Regions from separate parts of the Homo sapiens genome. Here region 1 is linked to region 2. A link is an interaction called in ENCODE POLR2A ChIA-PET data of the cell type or tissue named here. Cell type or tissue: CD4-positive, alpha-beta T cell. All regions are shown on one strand. Region 1 overlaps SLK (STE20 like kinase). Region 2 overlaps STN1 (STN1 subunit of CST complex).

Region 1 (5,000 bases), 120 kb before region 2:
CCCCATCTCTACTAAAAATACAAAAAAATTAGCCGGCATGGTGGCGGGCACCTGTGATCCCAGCTACTCGGGAGGCTGAGGCTGAAGAATCACTTGAACCCAGGAGGTGAAGGTTGCAGTGAGCTGAGAACGTGCCACTGCACTCCAGCCGGCAAGACTCCATCTCAAAAAATAAAACAAAAATAAAATAAAAATTAGTTCATACAGCCTCCAGATTTCAAACAACTTGAGTTTTACTAAGCAAAACTATTGTGTATAATAAAGGAATTGTGCTTTTTAAATAATTTTTTTTCAAAAGAATTCATTAGTTTTACCCAAAGGCTGAATTTTTTACTTTTTAATTGTAGCTTTTACACTTATTAAAAGTAACTTCCAAAAAAAGGGGGGAAAAAGATGTTTTGACCCTTTAAAAAAAAGTAGCTTTAGGGGTTCAAGTATTATATCCCCTTTAATAGTGATCCTTATCTTGATTAATCAAGACATAGGAGTTTTTTCCTTGTTACTAGATCTACCTAAGATACCCAAAGTCTTCATCAAGTTTTAGCTCAAGTAAAATAGGGTACAAGTCCAAACTTACTACCTTCTCTGGACAAAACTCAGAAAGAGGATGGGCAGATATGAGGTTATGTCCTCAGCTGGATGGCAATGGATGTTAGCCTCTTTTGTTTCATTTTTTTTTTTTAAGTCAAGAATGAGCTCAATAGTGCACAACGCTCCCAGATTAGAAAATGACACTCCATGCCTCCCTCCAGCTGGACACGTGCCGAGTGATGCTGCCTAGCGTCTACTGAATCTTGCATGAACGTTATCAATGACGAAGAGACTATTTTTGCAGAAGTGAGGTCATATGATTTGTGAAATGCTTGGTGAGAAAAATCATCCATCCCAAGAGGAAAAGAAATTAAAAACATACACATATATACATAGGCTGATAGAAATATTTTAAGCACCTCCCAAAGGAGGGGTTTGCATTCTGAAAGACAACCCCCAGCAAGTTATCACTAAAAACTACATTTGAGTGTGTGTGTGTTTGCGTGTATGCTGTGGACTACACACAGCTAGGAATACTAACTCTGGAAGGGTCAGAAGACCTGCGGGGACTGCAAGTTTTACAATATAACTAGGACCAACAACTGCAAAGTGTTCTCAGGCAGGACACTCCAGTTTCAAAGATTCTCAATAAAAGACTGCTTCCCAAAATTGATTAAGAAATAACTTTATTTTTCATGTGTCAATCCCATGATTGAAAAGACATGTTGCTCTCAAGTAGATAAGAGGCATAATCTTAAACAAAATTCTTTCTGAAAATTTAGCTTATGAACTCATTACACTGCAAACCAGAGAAGGAGCACAAAAAGCTGCAGCCCACATTGAAACCTGGCAAACACTCTCCGCCAAAATTAGTAGCAGGAATGTTAAAGCTTTATCAAAAACATGTCAGCAACGGAATAGCAACAATACAGCCATTAACTGTTGTGCCTTCAACTTAAGAAAAGCATTTAAAGAATCACCCCATTTCTTATAAAAATCATTTCTCAGAAAAGAATTGTTAATCAAAAGACTATTAGAACTGGAACTCTCTTCTTTCACTTCAGTTCTAGATTTTCTTTAATCAACAATATCTCTAGTTAATACTTGGACAGAATTTGGCTTCTCAGAAGAGTCTTTGTCATTTAAGCACAGTGTGGAATGGGAAAAAGTGTATAGTTACAAGGAAACTAGAAGAGTACAAAAAAATAGTCACTTCTGAAACTCGCTGATGCTCAAGAAATCAGAGACCCTTCATTAAGGTGGGTCTCATATGCCTGAGAGCTTTGTGCTTGAGGAAGTATGACTTAGAGGTAGCTCTGGTTCTGGTAATTTATATTTAATTATAATTTGCTGTATCCTGTCACAAGAGAGTTCTAATATTTTCAGCAAAGTAAAAGCATTCAACATTTTTTCCTTACCCACCCTATAGCTTCCCCATAGAAAAAGATAAGAAAAAGCTTAATGTGACTCCACATAGAATAGCAGCTAATTCAGCAATTCGCACTGTATGGTTGTTGACAGGACTAGGAAAGGCAGCCTAGTGCCCCAAGCTGTAGGAGCTGGATCTGCAGAAGTGTGCAGGTCTGCTGTGTTCACAGCACTCAGGGAAAGAGGGGAGGAGGTGGCTGATGAGGGTGCACGTTCGGAGAAGTCTGTATGTGTTTCATGGCATATTCTGCCACAGCAACAAAACAACCAAATCAGCAGTAGATTTGACTGTACCCTTCGATTTCAAAGAAGTCTGCGCCCCTCGCCCACTCGCCACCTACACTTCATGCAGGAAAGATAGATCACTATCATCTATTTGAATACAGGGCCTCAGAAGAGGTGGGCTGGTATGGGTACAAACAGCGTATTTTATAACAAAACACTTTTTGAAAAGATTTATATAACTTTAAGTATTAAAATGAATGCTTTACCTCTACATATGTATCACTGTACAGTCTTGCACCCACACGATTATGGTCATATTTGAAAGCGAACTCAAGCACAAACACTGAATCCAAAAGGCAGTTTTAAGGGAGATCCAACCTTACCCACAGCGCCAACCATTCCACTCTGAGCCTCTCTCCTTGAGTCAATAATCTGAATGTCAAGTTGAAAGGAACAGAAAGAATCAAATATTCAGACCAAATTAATCAGGCACCACACACTATTTAGCGCACAGGGTATCAATTAAATGATACTAGAAAAAAAATGTCTACTGCCTGAGGTATTCATTTTTTAAAAGTCAATAAACTGAAAATTTCAAAGGAGAAAGTGGTATGAAGACGTTCCTTCCCAATCCCTCTTCAAATAAATCATTAAATACACTGGGCAACATTATACTGTCATTTTTATCATAACAATATAAACAATTTTTATCATCATCCTGAATATTACTTTATAAAGATATATATTTTAAAAGGCTTTCAAAACATTTTTCAACCCAGCATTTGAGAATAAAGCATTAAGAGTTTTGTATACAGTAACACATTCATGTGATAAGTGTATGAATTTACAACCATACATAATATGTATATATGTATATATATTTATATAAAAAACAAACTTGGCCAGAAGTTAAGGCTACCTACGAAGTTGTCCAAGTAAATTATGCTTGTCAAAACAATTATAAAATTCAAATCACACATGCATTTTTAAATCATCTAAATCACTGACAAACAAGGTTCAGCATCCAAAGTTTTCAAATTAACTGCAAGAAAGTGCTACAGACATTTACATTTTCTAAATATGAATCAGTGTTCCCACAAAGTTACATTTAAATTTTTCACCAGCCTCAAAAGTAATATAACTGAAAACAAACTTTCACAATTTGGTACCTAGCACTCTTAAGAGAGAATAGGTTGAAAATGGCAGGCAGCAAGCATCATTCACAAATGTGCTGTCTCAGACAGCAAAGTACAGTTTATAATACTGTCTGACCTGACACGTGGTTGAAATTCTAAGCCTCATAAGGGACTAGGAGTGAACATTTCATTAATAATTACACACACCAGCAACCACATGATAAAGGCTTCAGGCTTTTCCCACTCAAATCAAAGTGAATGATTTAAACATGGAACAAAATAAAACCAAGACATAAGTAGCCTCATTTCAAAATAAGGAAAAGTAATTCCTGACGTGCCTAAATATTTAATTTAAACTTTTAAAAAAGTATTCTGAACTAATGCCTCTTTTAAGATTAATTTCTGAAGATATATTTATAAATATAACTCACAGCCTGCAGGCCTCTGACAGAGTTTTAAACAGAATTAGCTAAGATGGAGAGAAATCATTTAACCAGCTCAGGTATTATTTTAGAAAATAAACACAGATAGCTAAACCTATATTGCTTAAATTTCATGAGTTTTACATTTCCAGTTTGCAATCTAAAAGCTACCTCTTTTTTTCATCTTTCCAAACTTTGTACATGTATTTTAGGATGAAAATTTCTATCAAACGGTAAGAGAAGCAAAAATTCCAAAACAACCATGTTTTTAATTCTAAAGATGTTTTTGTCCCTGTTGATCAAAAAGAAAATCCTACTTACGACTTGACTGAAATTTAGTGTTTTAGGCACTATCTTAAGAAAATTAGCACCCTCAATTATTAGCTCATGCCAAAAGAGGTAATTCGTTTTGACAAATCACTGAAATAATTTTTCTCTTTTAAAAGAGGTTGTTCCTATTTAAAGAAAAAAATATATTCATTTACTGAGTCAACAGCATATTTGAGCAAATCATAGCTTTTTTATGAGAGCTGATCCACCAAAAGAAAATTATCCCAACTCTCTGCAGCAGAGCTTCAACTACAGAATTTAGGCATTGAGAAGTTACGTCAGGTAAGAAGAATTTATTAATACTTAGTGATGTAACAGTTTTTCTTAAATAACTTTAAACATTATTTCTCCAACAGTTTTCAGGTAGCAGTGTCTAAAGAACATAATTTTTAAGATGAATATACAAAGTCACCTTAGTCACCAAGATGCTACTTTGCCAACATGGCCTAGCGTCTGTCTTAGTTCGTTTTCCCTTCATCTTTGCTTAAAAACAAAACAAAACAAAAAAAACAAAAAAGGAAAACACCTAGAAGGTGAGGCAGGTGATTGTCTTCATGAGCTATCTGAGAGACTGTGGCAGAAGATGAGAACAGAATGACATACTGAAAGAGCCAAACCCACGCACAGAATGCTTCCCTTTGTTATGATCCGGTGGAATGCAAGCTGGGAATAGGATAAAATTTGGAAATCCGGCTCTGTGTTGATGGGTTAAGGCATTCAGACTCCCCAGTCATTTTAAAGAATACTTCCTGTTCCTGTAGTTTCCTGGCAAACTCTTCTTCCAGTGTCTTAAAAAGAAAGGGAAAAAGAAATTGCTATGTGCTGGTATTATATATAGAATTTATGCTGACAGCCAAGATAAAACTACTTGTCCAAAACACTTTCTTTGTATATAATCCTCAAGAAGACACGCCTGCTCAATTTTTTA
Region 2 (5,000 bases):
GTTGATACCATTGGATGACTGGCCTCCATCACAGGTGACTTGAGTACTTCATTGGTTTGTGCCATTAGCCCAGTCTTCTCAATGCCTTTCCCCCAGACTTCAACCCAGGAAGAATACCTTTTGTTCCACTCTTCTCCCCATCTGAAAGTGTTTTTGCTCTTTATTAAAACCACGACAGTGGTATATGCTAGGATCTCCTTGGAGACCCAAAGAATCCTGGGACTTTCAGACATCACCAGCAGAGCATCCTGCTGCTTCTCAACCAACTGGAAAGACATTTCAGTGGCAGACAGCCGGCCCTCTGTGGGTCCAAACAGCTCTGCTTTCTGCCTCTGATTGCCTATGTGCTGTGGGCCACAACAGACCCTGTGGAGTGTCTGTCTCTAATACAAACAAGTACCTGGCAGCCAGGAAGGACCATCACGTAGGCCAGGGGAGCGGGGGCCAGCCCTATTCTATAAAACAGTTCTCTCTAACTTTACTCTGCTCAGTGTACAAATAGTGATATAGAGCATTTGGGGAGGCAGAAAGGGCTGAGTGCAGCCAGAGATCCTGCCTGGAGCTCAGGCCACCTGGCCCTGCAGCAAACCTAGACCACCAAAGCAGCACCATGCCTCAGCCCTGCTCTGCACACAGGCACTCCAAGGCTGAGTGGTGGGGTGTACGGCAGTAGAGGGCATCCCTGGGTGAGGCTCATTTTCCTAGTTTAAAGTTTGCTTCTGCCATAAGGAAGCCTGCCCTTGACTACACAGGACACAGGGATCTCCCTTCTCTGCAGGCTCCCTATCCTTTTGCGTTTGGTCAGTGCAGGCAGGCAGGGGCAGGGGACTGAAGATCTCATCAATGGTGTTATGGAAAAGACTAAGTTTCAATTGTGAGAACTTGGGAGAAGCCAGTTGGAACTGGCTACATCTTAAAATTTTATGGCCTGGGTGCAGTGGCTCACACCTATAATTCTAGTGCTTTGGGAGGCCAAGAGTTTGAGGCCAGCATGGGCGACAGGGAGAGACCCCATCTCTATGAAAAATTTTAAAAATTAGTTGGGCTTCTGCTTGAGACCAGGAGTTGAGACTGGAACCACTTTGTCTCCATTCAATCCAAGTTTTCCTGGATGGAGGTGACTCTCTTTTTGGGGGTGACACAGTGACCCAGGCTCCTTCCCTCCTTGTTCCTGCCATCTTCAGCTCATGCCTGCAAGGTGGTCCTGAGGACAATCTCCAACCACCAGGTTATCTCTTGAAGCGTGCCTCTGTGGAGGGAGAGGGTCTTGCTTTTGGCTAAATTTGCCACCTCTTATTTCTTAAAACCACGTCTCACTCCCTTGGTGTCTCTCTGTAACTGAGGCTTAGAAGCTCCTTGTTCATTCTTTGGACTCTTTCTCAGTCCCTTTGTCTACAAGGGAAACAGAGCCATCAGCAGAGGCCAGTCTGGGGGTTATAAGGGGCGTCGGGATTCAGGCCACAGGTCCCCCCATGAATGGACAGAATAGAAGCTGTGACTATGCTTGATGTGAGGGGAAGAATGGCCAAATGCCTGAGGTGATCATTGTTTCTTAATTTAGAATTCGTATATTTATTTTAAAAAGGACTTGACTGGGTGTGGTGGCTCCCAGCACTTTGAGACACCAAGGTGGGAGGATCGCTTGAGGCCGGGAGTTCAAGACCAGCCTGGGCAACAAAGTGAGATGCCCATGTCTAATTTAAAAAAAAGAAAAAGGAAATCACCATATGAAAGTTTATAACCTGTTTCTGAAAGTAAAGAATTTAGCCGTCATGGGGGCGGGGGGAAGAGGCTGGAAAAGAGATTGGGCAGGACTCTTTAGCTGCAGGTGACAGGAACACAGTGCGTGTAGCTTAAGGTGAAGTGGGGAGCTCGGGTTAGGTTATTGGGGGACAGGCAGAAGGGAAGACCTGCAGGAGCCAGGACAGCCCTGGGACCATCAGGGACTCCCTGCTCTGAGCAGCCCCTCTGTGTCCTGGCCCCAAGTCAGAAAAAAGCCTCTGGGTATCAGTGGGTAGGTTCCCCCTCTCAGCTTTCTCCTCTGGCAGGAAGTTGCCTGCCACCATCTGTAGCCTAGGTTTTGAAAACAGAGTTTTAAAAAGAGAAGTTTTGGGGTTGTAACCTGGCCCCAAAGGGTAGCGTTTTGTAACCTACTTACTGTTTTTTTTTAAAAAAAATGCTATTGCCAGTTCAAAGAAATCATGACTGGTTTCTTAGAAAAGCACTTGTTTGAAAAAAAAAAAAAGCCAAAGAAGCCTTTCTCATGGTTTCCTCTCTCTTTCCTTCTAGTTGCTTCAAATATAGTCCTGTGTTTGGTCCCCCAGTATAATGACTGTTTTCAGGCCCCTTGTGAGCATTCAGAACAGGGTGCATTAACCAAATCTAGTTGGACAGCGTTGGTTTTCTCCCGTCTAGTGCAAGCTTTAATGCCAAGCTTTCTACTTAGGACCTGTGAGGAAAAGACATTGGAATTTCTTGGGGCGTTGTCATTTGTCAAGGACTGATTCTTAAGTCTAGAATTTCAGCAAACAGCATGGATTGATTTTTTTACACTCCCTTCCCCCCTACAAGTTAAGATTTATTGAAGCAGAAAATGTAATCATACATTATGTCGACTTTGCTTTTTTTAAATTTTAGGTGTATTTTTGTACAATGGACATCCAATAAAACAGGTAGATGTCTTGGGAACTGTCATTGGAGTGAGAGAAAGAGATGCTTTCTACAGTTATGGAGGTAAGAACAATTGTGTCTGAAATGAAGTTGATGTAGAAGGCTGACCCTTCTGGGCTGAAAGTTGGATTTCAGCAGCCCCAGCCATTTAGAGTAGCTGGGGACCCTCACTAAGGGCATGTACTTTCTCTATGGGGTGCCCCTTATAGCCCCAGACACGGGCTAAGAATAAAATGAGGCAACGGGTAGGAATGATACTGATGAATTCAGTGAAGTGACAGCTGCTGAGGTGCTAAGAAGTGGAAGAATTAAAATACAGCCCCCTATGAGCATCGATGGACGGGCAGGGGGGCACCTGATGCCAAAGGGTATATCTGTAAATAGCAAAGCGTGGTAATATGTGGTTATGTGGATCACTTTAAAAAGCGAAGACCAGATTAATGTTAAAGTAGATTCTTTAACAACACAGGAAGATGTGAAAAATAATTTTAAAATATTTATATCCAGAACAGTTAACAAAAAGCCTTTTGATACCCAAAGGGGTAAATACCCATTATCAGAAAGTTTATTTTCCCTCATGATGGAAGCTTAATAAAGGGTTTCTATATTTTGGACACCAGAGAATTGCTCAAATGTGATTTTAGTGTAATAGGTCTTTCTTTTTTCATTGAGTTGATTTTTAAGCATTTAATACATTGCCTTGTACAACTCCAAGCTTCTCTATAATCAAGAGCCCAAGCTAGATATTTTGTGGGAAACTTAACTTTAAATTCCAAACCTTTGCTGAAATTGACATTGTCACTTTTTGTGCTGTGCCTTGGATTTGTATTCTTACTCTTCTTGAGGAAAGATAGAAGGCAGTTGAACTTTGTGACCAAGAGCGTTTCATTGGCAGTCCCTGCATGATTGATAATTTGTAGATACAATATTATTGCATTTCTTTACATGTATTCATTTTCCTGAAGAGTATTATCTTGTGCTTTTAATAAAATAACATGTGAAAAATAAAAGCTTATTTTTTCTGCTTTTTCTCAGCATATATATATGTACATATATATGTACATATATATACATATATACATATATACATATACACACACACATATATATACATATATACATATATATACATATATACATATATACATATATATACATATATATACATATATACATATATACATATATATACATATATACATATATATACATATATATATATATTTTTTTTTTTTGATTCTGAAAAGGATCATCCTGTCAGAAATTCCCATACTGAATCTCTTCTCTGCTTTATTTTACCAAAGATATTGGTCCTTTTTTTCTCCAGACAACTCAACAAATATTTACTAAGTTCCTACAGTGTATCCAGCTATGGGCAGTACACTGTGGTATATAGTACAGTGCTTCCTCTCCAAATGCCAACAACGAAATAATAGCGTCTTTCAGTTTGTAAAGCACTTTTATATGCATAATTTCATATTATTCTCCCTCTAGTCTTTTGAAACAGAAAGTACAGGTATTATTTCCATTTTGTAGATGAGAAAACTAAGGCTTAGTAACTTACTCAAGATTCCACTGATGGAGATTTGTGGGTCCATTCTGTTTACTGACTCCAGTGTGTTCTGTGGTCTCCATATAACTCAGTTTGATTTTTCTCTCCTCCTCCTTTCTTCCATCCCCCACCCACCAAAAAAAAAAAAATTAACTGCATTTGATTTTTAGTTTTCTGTTTTTCAGATCAAATAAATGAGACTGTTTGAGGACTTTAAAATCCTGGCCCTAGAACCAGGCTAGATATTAAGCCTGTGTCTAAAGGAGCTTCACTTAACCTCTTTTCCCATTATAAAAAGATTAAGGCACTATGATTGCCTCTTCTCCAGTAAGCATTTCCCTCTGAGTGAGTGTCTGAGGAGCATGAAACATCTGTGGGCTTTGGGAAAATAAAAAGCATCTGACTGCTGAAATTATTGAGAGTAGAGAGGCTTTTGCAACTTTAATTCTTGTGGAGAACTGCCCCTCTCCTTGCTGTCCTCAGGCACAATATGGCTTTTGGGCCATCTGCCAGGTGGCCGCTCCCTGCTGTTCTGGGTTCTGCTTCCCCTGACTCACCGCAGGCCTGTGCTGGGGGTGCTTCCTGCTCGCACTGACTCATCCCGCAGCTGAAACAAGGCCAGCGGCCCAGGCGGTACTGTGTAGCTGCTGAGGACATTGTGCAGCACTGCAAGGGTGCCTCCATTCAGGGGCATTCCAGCAGCCAGACCTCTGGGCACCAAGGCACAGGGTCTGCTGGGAGAGGTCACAAACTGGGAAGTCCGGGGGTTGGTGACAGT

What was found. ChIA-PET counts read pairs that join two places held together with the same protein. Peaks named below come from ENCODE experiments on the same cell type or tissue, not always from the same donor. Only the 100,000 strongest peaks of a DNase experiment are listed, where the experiment ranks them.
Region 1: POLR2A ChIA-PET joins it to region 2 with 5 read pairs; 6 of 35 experiments call an interaction of 5 or more read pairs at or near these places.

The regions. Positions count from the first base shown.
Region 1 is chr10:104,025,434-104,030,433 of GRCh38, reverse strand. SLK (STE20 like kinase) reads right to left here. Exons shown (of 19, transcript NM_014720.4): 19 at 1,201-4,860. The coding sequence ends at 4,714. Among named protein-coding and RNA genes, the nearest start is that of MIR936, 20 kb to the left of the region's middle. In CD4-positive, alpha-beta T cell, no CTCF peak of the experiment used is centred here; a DNase peak (open chromatin) is centred at 2,093.
Region 2 is chr10:103,908,260-103,913,259 of GRCh38, reverse strand. STN1 (STN1 subunit of CST complex) reads left to right here. Exons shown (of 10, transcript NM_024928.5): 3 at 2,638-2,733. Among named protein-coding and RNA genes, the nearest start is that of STN1, 7.4 kb to the left of the region's middle. RefSeq lists a cis regulatory region at 4,837-4,839 and enhancers at 4,767-4,911, 4,963-5,000, 4,956-5,000. In CD4-positive, alpha-beta T cell, no CTCF peak of the experiment used is centred here; DNase peaks (open chromatin) are centred at 2,099 and 4,789; H3K4me3 peaks cover 2,248 bases; H3K27ac peaks cover 4,661 bases.